2 separate regions of the Homo sapiens genome follow, and region 2 is linked to region 1. Evidence: read pairs that join two places in POLR2A ChIA-PET (ENCODE). Cell type or tissue: MCF 10A. All regions are shown on one strand. Links, peaks and the distances in the headings refer to the core of each region. The heading gives the core; the rest is flanking DNA.

What was found. Peaks named below come from ENCODE experiments on the same cell type or tissue, not always from the same donor. Only the 100,000 strongest peaks of a DNase experiment are listed, where the experiment ranks them.
Region 2: POLR2A ChIA-PET joins it to region 1 with 5 read pairs; 13 of 35 experiments call an interaction of 5 or more read pairs at or near these places.

What each region holds. Positions count from the first base shown.
Region 1 is chr9:128,604,927-128,611,638 of GRCh38, forward strand. It overlaps SPTAN1 (spectrin alpha, non-erythrocytic 1), which reads left to right. Exons shown (of 57, transcript NM_001130438.3): 30 at 108-252; 31 at 370-551; 32 at 2,678-2,777; 33 at 2,926-3,123; 34 at 3,204-3,350; 35 at 3,948-4,051; 36 at 4,196-4,358; 37 at 4,725-4,739. Among named protein-coding and RNA genes, the nearest start is that of DYNC2I2, 49 kb to the right of the region's middle. In MCF 10A, for the core only: no CTCF peak of the experiment used is centred there; a DNase peak (open chromatin) is centred at 3,055.
Region 2 is chr9:128,541,792-128,548,548 of GRCh38, forward strand. It overlaps LOC101929270 (a long non-coding RNA gene), which reads right to left. Exons shown (of 4, transcript NR_188457.1): 2 at 1,588-1,893. It overlaps GLE1 (GLE1 RNA export mediator), which reads left to right. Exons shown (of 16, transcript NM_001003722.2): 16 at 1-497. It also overlaps the pseudogene RNU7-171P. Among named protein-coding and RNA genes, the nearest start is that of SPTAN1, 7.4 kb to the right of the region's middle. In MCF 10A, for the core only: no CTCF peak of the experiment used is centred there; no DNase peak of the experiment used is centred there.

The DNA.
Region 1 (6,712 bases), core at 1-5,000:
CATCTCAGTAAATAAATAAATAAATAAATAAATAAATTTTTTTTAGTGTCCTGTAATCAAGGCAGTTGTACTTGGCATTTCTTAACCTGAATGTGTCTCGCCTTTAGAGATGCTGATGAAACCAAAGAATGGATTGAAGAGAAGAATCAAGCTCTAAACACAGACAATTATGGACATGATCTCGCCAGTGTCCAGGCCCTGCAACGCAAGCATGAGGGCTTCGAGAGGGACCTTGCGGCTCTCGGTGACAAGGTGAGAGGACCCAAAGTCATCTTCTGTCTGGCATTTTTGCCCCAGAAAGAGCAGAGTCTTCTGTTCTGCAGAGCATACCCCCTTACTGCAAGCTCATTCACCACTTTCTTCCCATAGGTAAACTCCCTTGGTGAAACAGCAGAGCGCCTGATCCAGTCCCATCCCGAGTCAGCAGAAGACCTGCAGGAAAAGTGCACAGAGTTAAACCAGGCCTGGAGCAGCCTGGGGAAACGTGCAGATCAGCGCAAGGCAAAGTTGGGTGACTCCCACGACCTGCAGCGCTTCCTTAGCGATTTCCGGTACGGAGCCATGTTCACTCAGACTTCTGGAACATAGAGCCTTCTTTGTAGGGGTCATTTTTATTGTGAAAATAGTACATGCTCAGCAGGGTACAATGGCTCACACCTATAATCCAAGCACTTTGGGGGGCCAAGGCAAGCGAATTGCTTGAACTCAGGAGCCGGAGACCAGCCTGGGCTACATGGCGAAACCCTATTTCTATTATAAAATTTTAATTTAAAAATCAAAAACGGCCAGGCACAGTGGCTCACGTCTATAACCCCAGCACTTTGGTAGGCCAAGGCGGGCAGATCACCTGAGGTCAAGAGTTCAAGACCAGCCTGGCCAACATGGCGAAATGCCGTCTCTACCAAAAGTACAAAAATTAGCCAGGTGTGGTGGCAGGCATCTGTAATCCCAGCTACTCAGGAGGCTGAGGCAGGAGAATCGCTTGAACCTGGGAGGCGGAGGTTGCAGTGAGCCAAGATCGTGCCACTGCACTCCAGCCCGGGCAACAAGAGTGAAACTCCATCTCAAAAAAAAAAAAAAATTAAAAACAGAAAAAAGTAGTACATAATCAATGTAAAATAGTCAAACTACTGAATGCCATATTGTTAAAAATAAGTCTCTGCAGCCGGGCACGGTGGCTCACGCCTGTAATCCCAGCACTTTGGGAAGTCAAAGCAGGTGGATCACGAGGTCAGGAATTCAGGACCAGCCTGGCCAATATGGTGAAACCCCATCTCTACTAAAAATACAAACCAGCCGGGCGTGGTGGCACACTGGCACACACCTGTAATTCCAGCTACTCGGGAGGCTGAGGCAGGAGAATCATTTGAACCTGGAGGCGGAGGTTGCAGTGAGCCGAGATCGCACCACCGTACTCTAGCCTGGGCGATGGAGCAAGACTCTGCCTCAAAAAAAAAAAAAAAAAACAAGTCTCTACTTTCCTATCCAAGTATGGGCATACTCCCTCTCATCTCCTTGCCATATGACATTATATTTTTCCCTAGACATATATATATATATATTTTTTTTTTGGGGGGGGAAGCGTTTCGCTTTTGTGCCCAGGCTGGAGTGCAGTGGTGCGATCTCAGCTCACCGCAACCTCCGCCTCCTGGGTTCAAGCGATTCTCCTGCCTCAGCCTCCCAAGTAGCTGGGATCACAGGCATGCACCACCAAGCCCGGCTAATTTTGTATTTTTTTTAGTAGAGGCGGGGTTTCTCCATGTTGGTCAGGCTGGTCTCGAACTCCTGACCTCAGGTGATCCACCCACCTCGGCCTCCCAAAGTGCTGGGATTACAGGCGTGAGCCACTGCGCCTGGTTGTCTTTTTCTTCTTTTTATTGAGGTAAAAGCCACGTAACATACAATTAACTACTTTAAAATGTGCAATCCAATGACATTTAATGTATTCACGGTGTTGTGCAGCCACCCCTCTCTAGTTTTGGAACATTTTCATTGCCCTAGAATAACATTCCTTAACTAATCACCCCCTCTTCTCTCTTCCCCACCCACTAGGAATCCTTTATCTGCTTTCTATGTCTATGGATTTGCCTCTTCTGGACATGTCATATAAAAGGAATCATACCATATCTGACCTTACACACTCAGTTTTGTGCCCTTGTGGTTGTACAGCTGTGAGAAACTGGATCAAATGTATGCCCAGGCCTAGGGCTTCAAGGGTTAATCCTAAAGAAAGGCTTTTTCTTTTTTTTCTTTTTTTTTTAGAGACAGGGTTGCACCACATTGCCCAAACTGATCTTGAATTCCTGAGCTCAAGCGATCCTCCTGCCTCAGCCTCCCAAAGTGCTGGGATTACAGGCATGAGCCACCACGCCTGGCCAACAAAAGCTTTTTCATTTGAAGCTATCAAAGACTTAATTGTAGCTAGAACTTGTTATTCTGGAGGGTGAAAAGATCTTAATTATAAGCCTACTGACTTTTCCTCTGAGAAATTCGGACTTTTAAAAAAATAACAAGAAGTTTTTTAACACTTTGCCCAAAGACCTAGCCTCATTCAGTAGATCAGATTAACCCAAGATAACTTTCTGAGGCAAGAATTATGTCATTCTCTGTTTTCCTGGGCAGAAGATCTCCTTACCAGGTAATATAATAGCTATTTTTCTGGGGTGCTGGTTTCCAGGGACCTCATGTCTTGGATCAATGGAATACGGGGGTTGGTGTCCTCAGATGAGCTAGCCAAGGATGTCACCGGAGCTGAGGCATTGCTGGAGCGACACCAGGTGGGTGGACCTGCCTGCTGAGTAGCAAAGACGTGGCTGCTCTGCAGGGCCCTAGAGGCCTCATTCCCACCCTTTGTGGTGAGTCGGTGGTTGACGTCAGAGTGGGCATCTGCTGCCAGTTACCTAATCCCTTCCCTCCTTTTGGCAGGAACACCGGACAGAAATCGATGCCAGGGCTGGCACTTTCCAGGCATTTGAGCAGTTTGGACAGCAGCTGTTGGCTCACGGACACTATGCCAGCCCTGAGATCAAGCAGAAACTTGATATTCTTGACCAGGAGCGTGCAGACCTGGAGAAGGCCTGGGTTCAGCGCAGGATGATGCTGGATCAGTGCCTTGAACTGCAGGTGTGTGTGCTCCTGGTTTCTGACCAAGTGTTTCCTTGCTGAAGGGCCTCATTTTCTCACCTGCCTCTTGCCCTCTTTAGCTGTTCCATCGGGACTGTGAGCAAGCTGAGAACTGGATGGCTGCCCGGGAGGCCTTCTTGAATACCGAAGACAAAGGAGACTCACTGGACAGCGTAGAGGCTCTGATCAAAAAACATGAAGACTTTGACAAAGCGATTAACGTCCAGGTGAGGCCTCTGGACCATGGAGTTGGAGTCTGGATTTTTCCTGATTGACATCTGTTTCTTGGCTTATATAGTCACTGTTATATCTCCAAGGAATACCTGCGTTGTCTAAGAAAAATATGTACATAAATAATCTTTAAAACTTTATAGATTCTGGTATTTCTGAGATTTTAATAATGGGGGTGCCACAGGAAAAAAAAATATTATCAAAGGGATGGAAAACAAATGTGTGGGTAGGTAAGGGAATAATGAACAAACAACAAGGAAGATGTAAAACTGTTTGATTTATACGTCACTTTGCTGTAAATCTGACAGCATTTTCCTATTATCAGGCTTAATTTTGTTCTGTTCTGATATTCTAACACCTGCCCCACCTGAGTGACCTGGAGACTTCTTGAGTTAAACTCTACTCTAGTAATGAATGAAATCAAGCTTTCTTTTGGCATTTTACACTCTTGCTTCTAAAGTGTCAGTGTATTCTGATCCTGCCACCAGCTAGTTCTCAGTCACCCAAAATAACTATCCTTTTCTCAAGACTGGCAGTCCAGGCAGGGCCCAGCCACAGGCCCACCTTGATCTCATGCCTTTGTTTTCTGACAGGAAGAGAAGATTGCTGCTCTGCAGGCCTTTGCCGACCAGCTCATCGCTGCCGGCCATTATGCCAAGGGAGACATTTCTAGCCGGCGCAATGAGGTCTTGGACAGGTGGGTGTCCTGTGGCACTGACATAGTCACCAGCCCTGAGAGGATGCATCCCCTCATACGAAGGCCCAGGCCTGTTCTGTCTCCCCACTTCCTTCTCCACGGTAAGATATGCTCATGTTGGATCTCATGGTTTCACTCTTTCAGGTGGCGACGTCTGAAAGCCCAGATGATTGAGAAAAGGTCAAAGCTAGGAGAATCTCAAACCCTCCAACAGTTCAGCCGGGATGTGGATGAGATTGAGGCTTGGATCAGTGAAAAATTGCAAACAGCGAGTGATGAGTCGTACAAGGATCCCACCAACATCCAGGTAAGCTGAAGTGACTGGGTGTTGGTCTTGATGTAGCCTTATGTTATTGAGTAGATTTTGTTAAATAAAGCATTTATAAAACAATCTCCTTGCACCCATGGGAAGTCAGTGAGAAATATTTCAGTAAGCCCAGCCAGTGGGAAAGCCCTAGTCAAGTTTCAGAGCCATTTAAAAGTTGCCTTCCTCATTTGTCTCCATTAAAACTATTTCTGCTGTAATAAAAGTCTATAGAATCCCCCTTCTATTACTGTTCCCAAATGCTGAGCTTCCTGGGGGAAGTATGACAAAATGAGTTTCTATTTAATAGCTGATATGTGTGTCCACATCAGTGTACTGAACTCTTGTTCTTTTAATCTGTTTTTGTAGCTTTCCAAGCTGCTGGTAAGTTTTTAATTTTTTTAAGAGTTGTAGTTAAATGAGCTCCAGTATTTGTGTTACTCTGCGTAGATTATTGTTATTATTGTGGTCACACGGTTTGCTGGTGTCTCTTCATCCATCCTTTTCATTTCTAATCATCCATTACACTCCATTCAAGTGTCCCTGTGGGATGTGGCTTTTTCTGTTGTAATTAGCCTGCAACGCCTTACTCCCCCTTCTCTCCCCCAGTTTATCACTTAGGCAAATTCTGTACAGTGTTTGATTTGCGGGGCAGTAATTGACCATTTTCTTTCAAGGAGTGCTTCCTTTTGAAGATGGAACATCAGCTTCAGCTTTTTCTGTGTAGACATTGGCTCAGACTTGCTATGAGCTCATGGTGTTCGGTGGCCTGGGTTGGGGAGGCCAGTCTGGTGTGAGGGTTTTAATGCATACCCACTCTGGCATCCAGAGGTGCCAGTCAGGAGAGGAACAGCTAGAGAACTGTAGAGAGACGGATGGTCTATTAATACCTCCAAATCTTCAAGGAACACAAATGAGAAGTTAAGATAAAAGCAGACATCACTCAACAGGTAGTGAAAGGAGACTTCAGTCAACATGTAGCTCAAAGTTACTTAAGCGGGTGGAAGAAATGAAGATAGAGAAGAGAGTAAATGGGATTTGAACCAAAGGGTGATCAGAACAAGGAACAGAAGAAGAGGGTAATGGGACTTTTGTCAGGATATCTGAGTGTTTGAGACCCTTTTCCTTCTTGGCTTTGGGATCAGGCGGTGGGAGAACGTAACAAGGACATTTCATGTTAGTGCTGAATTGAGCCAGATGGCTCCATCCTTTGACAGTTGCTGCCTCTGAAATGAAACATTTGATGCAGAATTCCCCAACACTACTGCCTTTTAGTTGTTTTTTTTTTGCCCCCCAAATAACACTCCCCTGAGACCCTGCATTTCTTACCCAGCCAATTGTTTTTCCCAGAATTGTGGCATAGCTGCTATGTCCTTGCAATTGTCTCTTGTAGCATTTCAGTACCTTCTGTTTCTTTATGGATTCATAAAAACCATATCAGGCGCCCAGGATCAGGAGCCCATCCTTCTCCTAGCCCTTTCATTTCCCAGTAAAATAAATTCCTTCCTGCAGTCAAGCCTGGGTTCTGACAGTATCCCAGTGTTTTGATTAATGACAGCTACCTAAAGATAAATCAACAAAGCCAATGTCTGTAGTAGCTGTAGATTTCTCCTCTGTCAACAGAGGGAAAAGACTGACCATCAAATATTATTTTGCTGGTTATTACAATTTATGTTATGAATTTTGCTTAATGGTGATTTCTGCTTTAGATAATGAAATGTCCATATGTATCTCATTCATTACAGCCTGTCTCCAATAAGGAGAAAGCCATGGATGGAAATTGATGTACAAGCAGATTCAAAACTGAAGTTGGCCATTGCCATCTTCTGGAAAGTGTTAGGAAGTGTGTAATTCTAGGGCTTCACTCCCAAATAGCTAGCATAGCTACTGCAAGAATTGATTTTTTGGCCAGGCTTGGTGGCTCATGCTTGTAATCCCAGAACTTTGGGAGGCCAATGTGGCTCGATTGCTTGAGCTCGGGAGTTCAAGACCAGCCTGGGCAACATGGCGAAACCCCATCTCTACAAAAAATAGAAAAATTAGCTGGGTGTGATGTCATGCACCCATGGTCCCAGCTATTCGGGAGGCTGAGGTAGGAGGATTGCTTGAGCCGAAGAGGTTGAGGCTGCAGTGAGCTGAGATTACGCCACTGCACTCCAGCCTGGGCAACTGAGCAAGACCCTGTCTCAAAAAAAAGGACTTCCAGTTCATCTACTCCTGAGCTAGTACATTTCCTTCCTCCTTTGCTAACTCCCCAAGAGATGAACCCTAAAATATTTCATACAAACTCCAATTGCCTTCTGTTAAAAACGTTGGCATTTACCCCAGTTCTTTATGTTTGCTGCCACTCCCTGCCT
Region 2 (6,757 bases), core at 530-5,529, 63 kb before region 1:
ATTTTGAACTAAGGGAAACTCTTTGTCATCCTAATTTGGAATTTGGTCCCTGGATGGCTAGGGATCCATGAACCAGGCAGGTACCTTTTTTGTTTTTGTTTTGTTTTGTTTCTTTTCTGTTTGAATTAAGATGGGCTAAGATGGGGCTTGCAACATTAAACATGAGCTGAGCATCCATAAGCATTGAATTGGGATTAAATAAAGATGTTGGGCAGGAACTGAACACTGCTAATATGATGATAAATATGCCTGACTAAAGCCACTACAGAAATCCAGAGATTGGCTGTTAAAATTTGTTTTGTGGAAAGACTAATTCTCTTTGATACTGCAGAGGCAGTGGCCATGGATCTGTTCCTCTGTGCTAAATGTCTTGTGGCAGGGTGTGTTTGTGGGGGAGTGTTCACTGGTACTCTTGAGTGGCCTGAAGTGACCCATTCTATGAATTGTTAATTAAGGTGCCAAAAAAAATTAATAATAAAGCTTGGTTTTTTGAAAAACCCATTGCTGATATATTGGTTCAATATGATCAATTTCCTCTGCCTTGAGCTATGTAAATCATGATAGTATACAAGTCCAGGTATAGAGCGGTATGCATTTATTCCTTTTGGTCTTCTTGACCTACACCTTGGGAATATTACTTCTTTTTCTGTCATTTCCTTTTTTGGAATTATGTACTAATAACTGACCCTATTTTATCTAGCAAGAGATGTGAAAGTGTATTAAAATCTTTGAAAGACACAATAGGCCGTGCTTAGTGGCTCATGCCTGCAGTCCCAACACTTTGGGAGGCTGAGGTGGGAGGATTGTTTAAGTCCAGGAGTTCAAGACCAGCCTGGGCAACATAGTGAGACCCCCATGTCTAAAACAAATTTTTTTGGCCAGGCGCGGTGGCTCACGTCTTACCAGCCTGGCCAACATGGCAAAACCCTGTCTCCACTAAAATTACAAAAATTAGCTGGGCATGGTGGTGTGTGCCTGTAATCCCAGCTACCCAAGAGGCGGCTGGGGCAGGAGAATTGCTGGAACCCAGGAGGCAGAGGCTGCAGTGAGCCGAGATCACTCCAGCCTGGGCGACAGAGTAAGACTCTGTCTCAAAAAAAAAAAAAATTTTTTTTTAAATTTTTCAGGCATGGTGGCACATGTCTGTAGTCCCAGCTACTCAGGAGGCTAAGGTGGGCAGATCACTTGAGCTTGGGAGGTCGAGGCTGCAGCGAGCTGTGATCATGCCACTGCACTCCAGCCTGGGTGACAGAGCAAGACCCTGTCTCAAAAAAATAAATAAATAAATAAGGTAGACACAATGGAATGAACACTGGGGACGGAGTCAGGAGACCCCGGCTCAAATCACTTTTAGGTTTTTTGGCCTTGGGAAGGTCCTTCACCCGCTCTGAACCTCAGTATCCCCACCTGTAAAACAAAAGAACTGGACATGTCACTGTAGTTTTCAAACTATGCTTGATAGCAGTTCCTTAGCGAAGAGCTTCCCAGCTGGTGTGCCTTGGCATGATGACCTCATTAGCCCTCCCAGACAAGGCCTGTGGTGGGTGAGCCCCCAGGAGCGGTTCCATTCACATTTCCTCTCCTTACCTTTGCCTTAAAAATGGCATAATTCATCCGGGTGTGGTGGCTCATGCCTGTAATCCCAGAACTTCGGGAGGCCGAAGCTAGTGGATCACAAGGTCAGGAGTTCGAGACCAGCCTGGCCAACATGGTGAAACCCCCCCATCTCTACTAAAAATACAAAAATTAGCCGGGCATGGTGGAGCACATCTGTAATCCCAGCTACTCCGGAGGCTGAGGCAGGAGAATTCGCTTGAACCCGGGAGGCAGAGGTTGCGGTGCGCCGAGATCGCGCCACTGCACTCCAGCCTAGGCGACAGAGGAAGACTCTATCTGAAAAAGAAAAGAGAAAAAAAAAAGGCATCATTTTCTAGGTACCGTGACAGGGAATAGGTTGGGAAGCAATGACTTCAGGACAGGGGGATGTTGAGTGAATGGGGCTCAGCCCTGTAGCCAGTCAACATACAGAGGCTTAAAGCAAATTTCCAAAAGGCATCCCTTTTCCTTCAAGATACTACCACCCTCTATTGGACAACTGCCCTGTTAATAACTGTACAAATCTATGAGTGTTACAGCTCTTTTAGAATTTGTCTAGCAGGTTTTCCAATCTTCACTGAAAAGCTTTAAAAAATAAAGTAAAATTATGATGGAGGTCATGGTACCTCCCAGAGTTGTGCAGCTCATGTTTTGCACAACCATTTAGGGGTTCTAATGGAGCTCTGGGATCCTCTCTGCCACAGCCTTTTTGTTTTATGTGCTGTATGATATATTATGGTTCCATGTAAGATTATGTATGGAAAAGTTCATCTGTCAAAAACAAAATGAAAAATCACTGGATGAGATGATCTATAATTTCTCTTCCACTTTGGATTTGTATTACTTCATAGAAAATACCTCTTAGGCTGGGCATGATGGCTCATGCCTGTAACCCTAGCACTTTGGGAGGCCAAGGTGGAAGGATTGCTTGAGCTCAGGAGTTCAAGAGCAGCCTGGGCAACATAGTGAGACCCCATCTCTATTATAAATTTTTAAAATTTTAAATAAATAAATTAAAAAGAAAATTTATGAAATACCTCTTACGATTTTTGAATTATTTGAATATTCTTCCTCTAGTGGTTAGTGGTCTTGCATATGTCATTTGATGCTGGTATTCCTAATGGATTTCAATGGTAAACCAAGAAAGGAGAGCACTGGGAGTCCAGGTTTTTGATACTGACGGATAGAGATAATGATTACTAGATGAGAGATGCAGCTCCTGATGGAAAGTAGCATCAGACTCCTTACAGCAGAATACTAAGGACTGCCTTCGGCTTTAATTCAAATACTCACTTGTCTCCTTTCTTGCTTTCAAACTTGACCTCATTTATCAGGCTGAGGATCCATGTTTTTGTCACATTATTGTCCTGCTAAAGCAAATCTGATGACAAATTAAAAATTCCAAGAGGACAGAAACTCTACACCTCCCTTACATAGAAGAATAGATTTCTGAGGATTTCCCACCCATGTGCTAGGAGCTTTCCCCCTACTTCTCCAGCTTTCTATGATGATAGCAGTGACAAAATTAGGCTTGGACATCTTCTATCTCAGTGTCAGGAAAACCAAAAGCTCCACTAAGAGCCACAGAGCTTCTTACAAGTGCCTATGTCACACCTGGTAATCCCCTTCACTTTTCTTCATCCTGCCTAATGAATTCCTGACATTAGATTTCCAGTGGACCTACAGAGAGTAGATTAAGCCAGGTGCAGTGGTTCACACCTGCAATCCCAGCGACTTGGGAGGCCAAGGCAGGAAGATTACTTGAGCCCAGGAGTTTGAGACCAGCCTGGGCAATACAGTGAGACCCCATCTCTTAAAAAAAAAAAAAAAAAAAAACAAACAAAAACAGCCGGCCGGGTGCAGTGGCTCACGCCTGTAATCCCAGCACTTTGGGAGGCCGAGGCGGGCGGATCATGAGGTCAGGAAATCCAGACCATCCTGGCTAACACGGTGAAACTCCGTGTCTACTAAAAATACAAAAAAAGTAGCCAGGCGTGGCAGCGTGCGCCTGTAGTTCCAGCTGCTGGGGAGGCTGAGGCAGGAGAATGGCGTGAACCTGGGAGGTGGAGCTTGCAGTGAGCCGAGATCACGCCACTGCACTCCAGCCTGGGTGACAGAGCCAGACTCTGTCTCAAAAAAAAAACAAAAACAAACAAAAAAAACAGGTCACACGCCTGTAGTCCCAGCCACTTGAGAGACTGAGGCAGGAGGATTGCTTGAGCCCAGGAGGTTAAGTCTGCAATGAGCCATCATTGTACCACTGTACTTCAGCCTGGGCAACAGAGTGAGACGCTATCTCTAGGGGGAAAAAAAGCAGATTAGAACTATAGTCTTCCTGGCTATGTGATGCATTTACAAAAACACCCATTATAAAGGGATTTATCCTTTCATTTAAAGCCAGCCTCCATTTAAGAAAGTATCAGTTTTTTCCAGAAGGATGTATTCAAGAACTTTTTTTTTCTTTTAGTTCTTTCAGGATATTTATACTCAGTGCAGCATGTGATCCTAGATTGGAACCTGCACTAAAAATAAAGATATTTCTGTGGGTGTGTTTTTTGCTATAAAGGACATTGGAACAATTGGTAAAACTTGAATAAGGCCTGTATATTAGATAATAGTACTGTGTCAACATGCATCTCTTGACTTTGATCATTGTACTGTGGTTATGAAAATGAATGTTCTTATTCTTGGAAAATATACATTGAGGTAAGTGGGCATGATGTCTGCAACTTATTTATTTTTTTGAAACAGAGTCTAGCTCTGTCGCCCAGGCTAGAGTGCAGTAGTGTGATCTCGCTCCCTGCAATCCCTGCCTCCCGGGTTCAAGCGATTCTCCTGCCTCAGCCTCCTGAGTAGCTGAGATTACAGGCACCCACCACACCTAGCTAATTTTTGTATTTTTAGTAGAGACGGGGTTCCGCCATGTTGGCCAGGCTGGTCTTGAACTCCTGACTTCAGGTGATCTGCCCACCTCGGCCTCCCAGAGTGCTGGGATTACAGGCATGAGCCACCACACCCGGCCTGCAACTTATTTTCAAATGACTGGGGGGAGGGGATATATATGTGTATACATATATATGTATACACGTGTGTATGACAATGTATATGTATACAGCTGTTATGTGTGTCTATATATGTAAACATAGAATAATAAAGCAAATGTGGTCAAAGGTTAACAAATGGGGGAATCTGGGTGAAGGGTATATGGGATTTCTTCCCAGTATTCTTGTAACTTTCCTGTAAATTGGAAACTATTTCAAAATTAACAGATACCTCTCTTTTCACCCTGCAAAAAAACATGCTTACAATTCTGATGAGGTGACAAAATCAACCTCTGGAACCTACAACCCTGAAAACAGGACCCTGGTGACTAAGGTTACCTTGAAGCCATCGACCTGTAGCAAGGATGGAATGTTGACTCTAAACATGTTTTCAACATAGGTGACTTGAAGGTAGAATTTTAATTCAATCGAGAATGCGATTTAAGCACCTGGAGCACTTGATGGGTTGAGCTAAAAGTTACAGGAGCACAGATAGACTTATTTCATCTAGTCTAAGTCCAAAGGCCTGACAGCCAGTCAGCTGATGGTTTAAATCCCAGAGTGCTTTTCTGCAGGGTTCAAAAAAAGGGCTTGATAGTCAAATAAGTTTGGCAAGTAATTTTTTTTTTTTTTTTGAGACGGAGTCTCGCTCTGTCGCCAGGCTGTAGCGCAGTGGCACAATCTTGGCTCACTGCAACCTCCACCTCCCAGGTTCAAGCGATCCTCCTGCCTCAGCCTCCCACGTAGCTGGGACTACAGATGCACGCCACCACACCCAGCTAATTTTTGTATTTTTAGTAGAGACGGGGTTTCACCATGTTGGCCAGGATGGTCTACATCTCTTGACCTCGTGATTTGCCCACCTCGGCCTCCCAAAGTACTGGGATTACAGGTGTGAGCCACTGCGCCCGGCCTGAAAATACTATGTTAAAGGTGAAGTAATCAATGATTACTTACCTACTTGGCAGAATGGGCCAGGTGTGGTGGCTCATGCCTGTAATCCCAGCACTTTGGGAGGCCAAGGCGGGCAGATCACCTGCGGTCAGGAGCTCAAGACCAGCCTGGCCAACATGGTGAAACCCTGTCTCTACTAAAAATACACAAAAATTAGCTGGGTGTGGTGGCAGATGCTTGTAATCCCAGCTATTCGGGAGGCTGAGGCAGGAGAATCACTTGAACCCGGGAGGCGGAGTTTGCAGTGAGCTGAGATCATGCCATTGCACTCCAGCTTGGGCAACAAGAGCGAGACTCAGTCTCAAAAAAACAAACAAGAATGGCAGAATGTTGATAACTGTTGGAGCTGGGTGACAGGCCTATGGAAGTTCACTGTATTAGGGTCCCCAGAGAAACAGACCAATAGGAGACGGATGGATGGACAGGGATATGATGAGATTTAATTACGAGGAATTTATTCATGAGATTATGGAGACTGAGAAGTCCCACAATCTGCCATCTGCAAGCTGGAAACCCAGGAAAGCTGGGGTTGAAATTCTAGTCTAGAGACGAGGTTTCATCATGTTGGTCAGGCTGGTCTCGAACTCCTGACCTCAGGTGATCCACCCTCCTTGGCATCCCAAAGTGCTGGGATTACAGGCGTGAGCCACTGCGCCCAGCCTATAATTCTTACTTAAATGGACTGAGTACCATTCATGTAACCTAAAATTCAGTAACACTTCAAATATTTTCTCAAGTCAATAAGTATTATATCATGAATATAGTCTTGAATTTATGAATCGTAATTAATCATTTTTCACTTGGTGACTAGGTTATGCCTAATATATTTTTTTAAATTATTAACATTCTTTTTTTTTTTTTTTTTTTTTTTGAGACAAGGTCTCACTCTATTGCCTGAGCTGGAATGCAGTAGCACAGTCATGGCTCACTGCAGCCTTGACCTCCCGCGCTTAGGTGATCCTCCCACAGCCTCCTGAGTAGCTGGGACTACAGGCGCAAGCCACCACATCTGGCTAATTTTTGCATTTTTTTGTAGAGATGGGGTTTTGCCATGGTGCCCGGGCTGGTCTTAAACTCCTGGGCTCAAGTGATCTGCCTGCCTCAGCCTCCTAAAGTGCTGGGATTGCAGGTGTGAGCCACCACGCCCGTCCTGAATGAAAATGCAT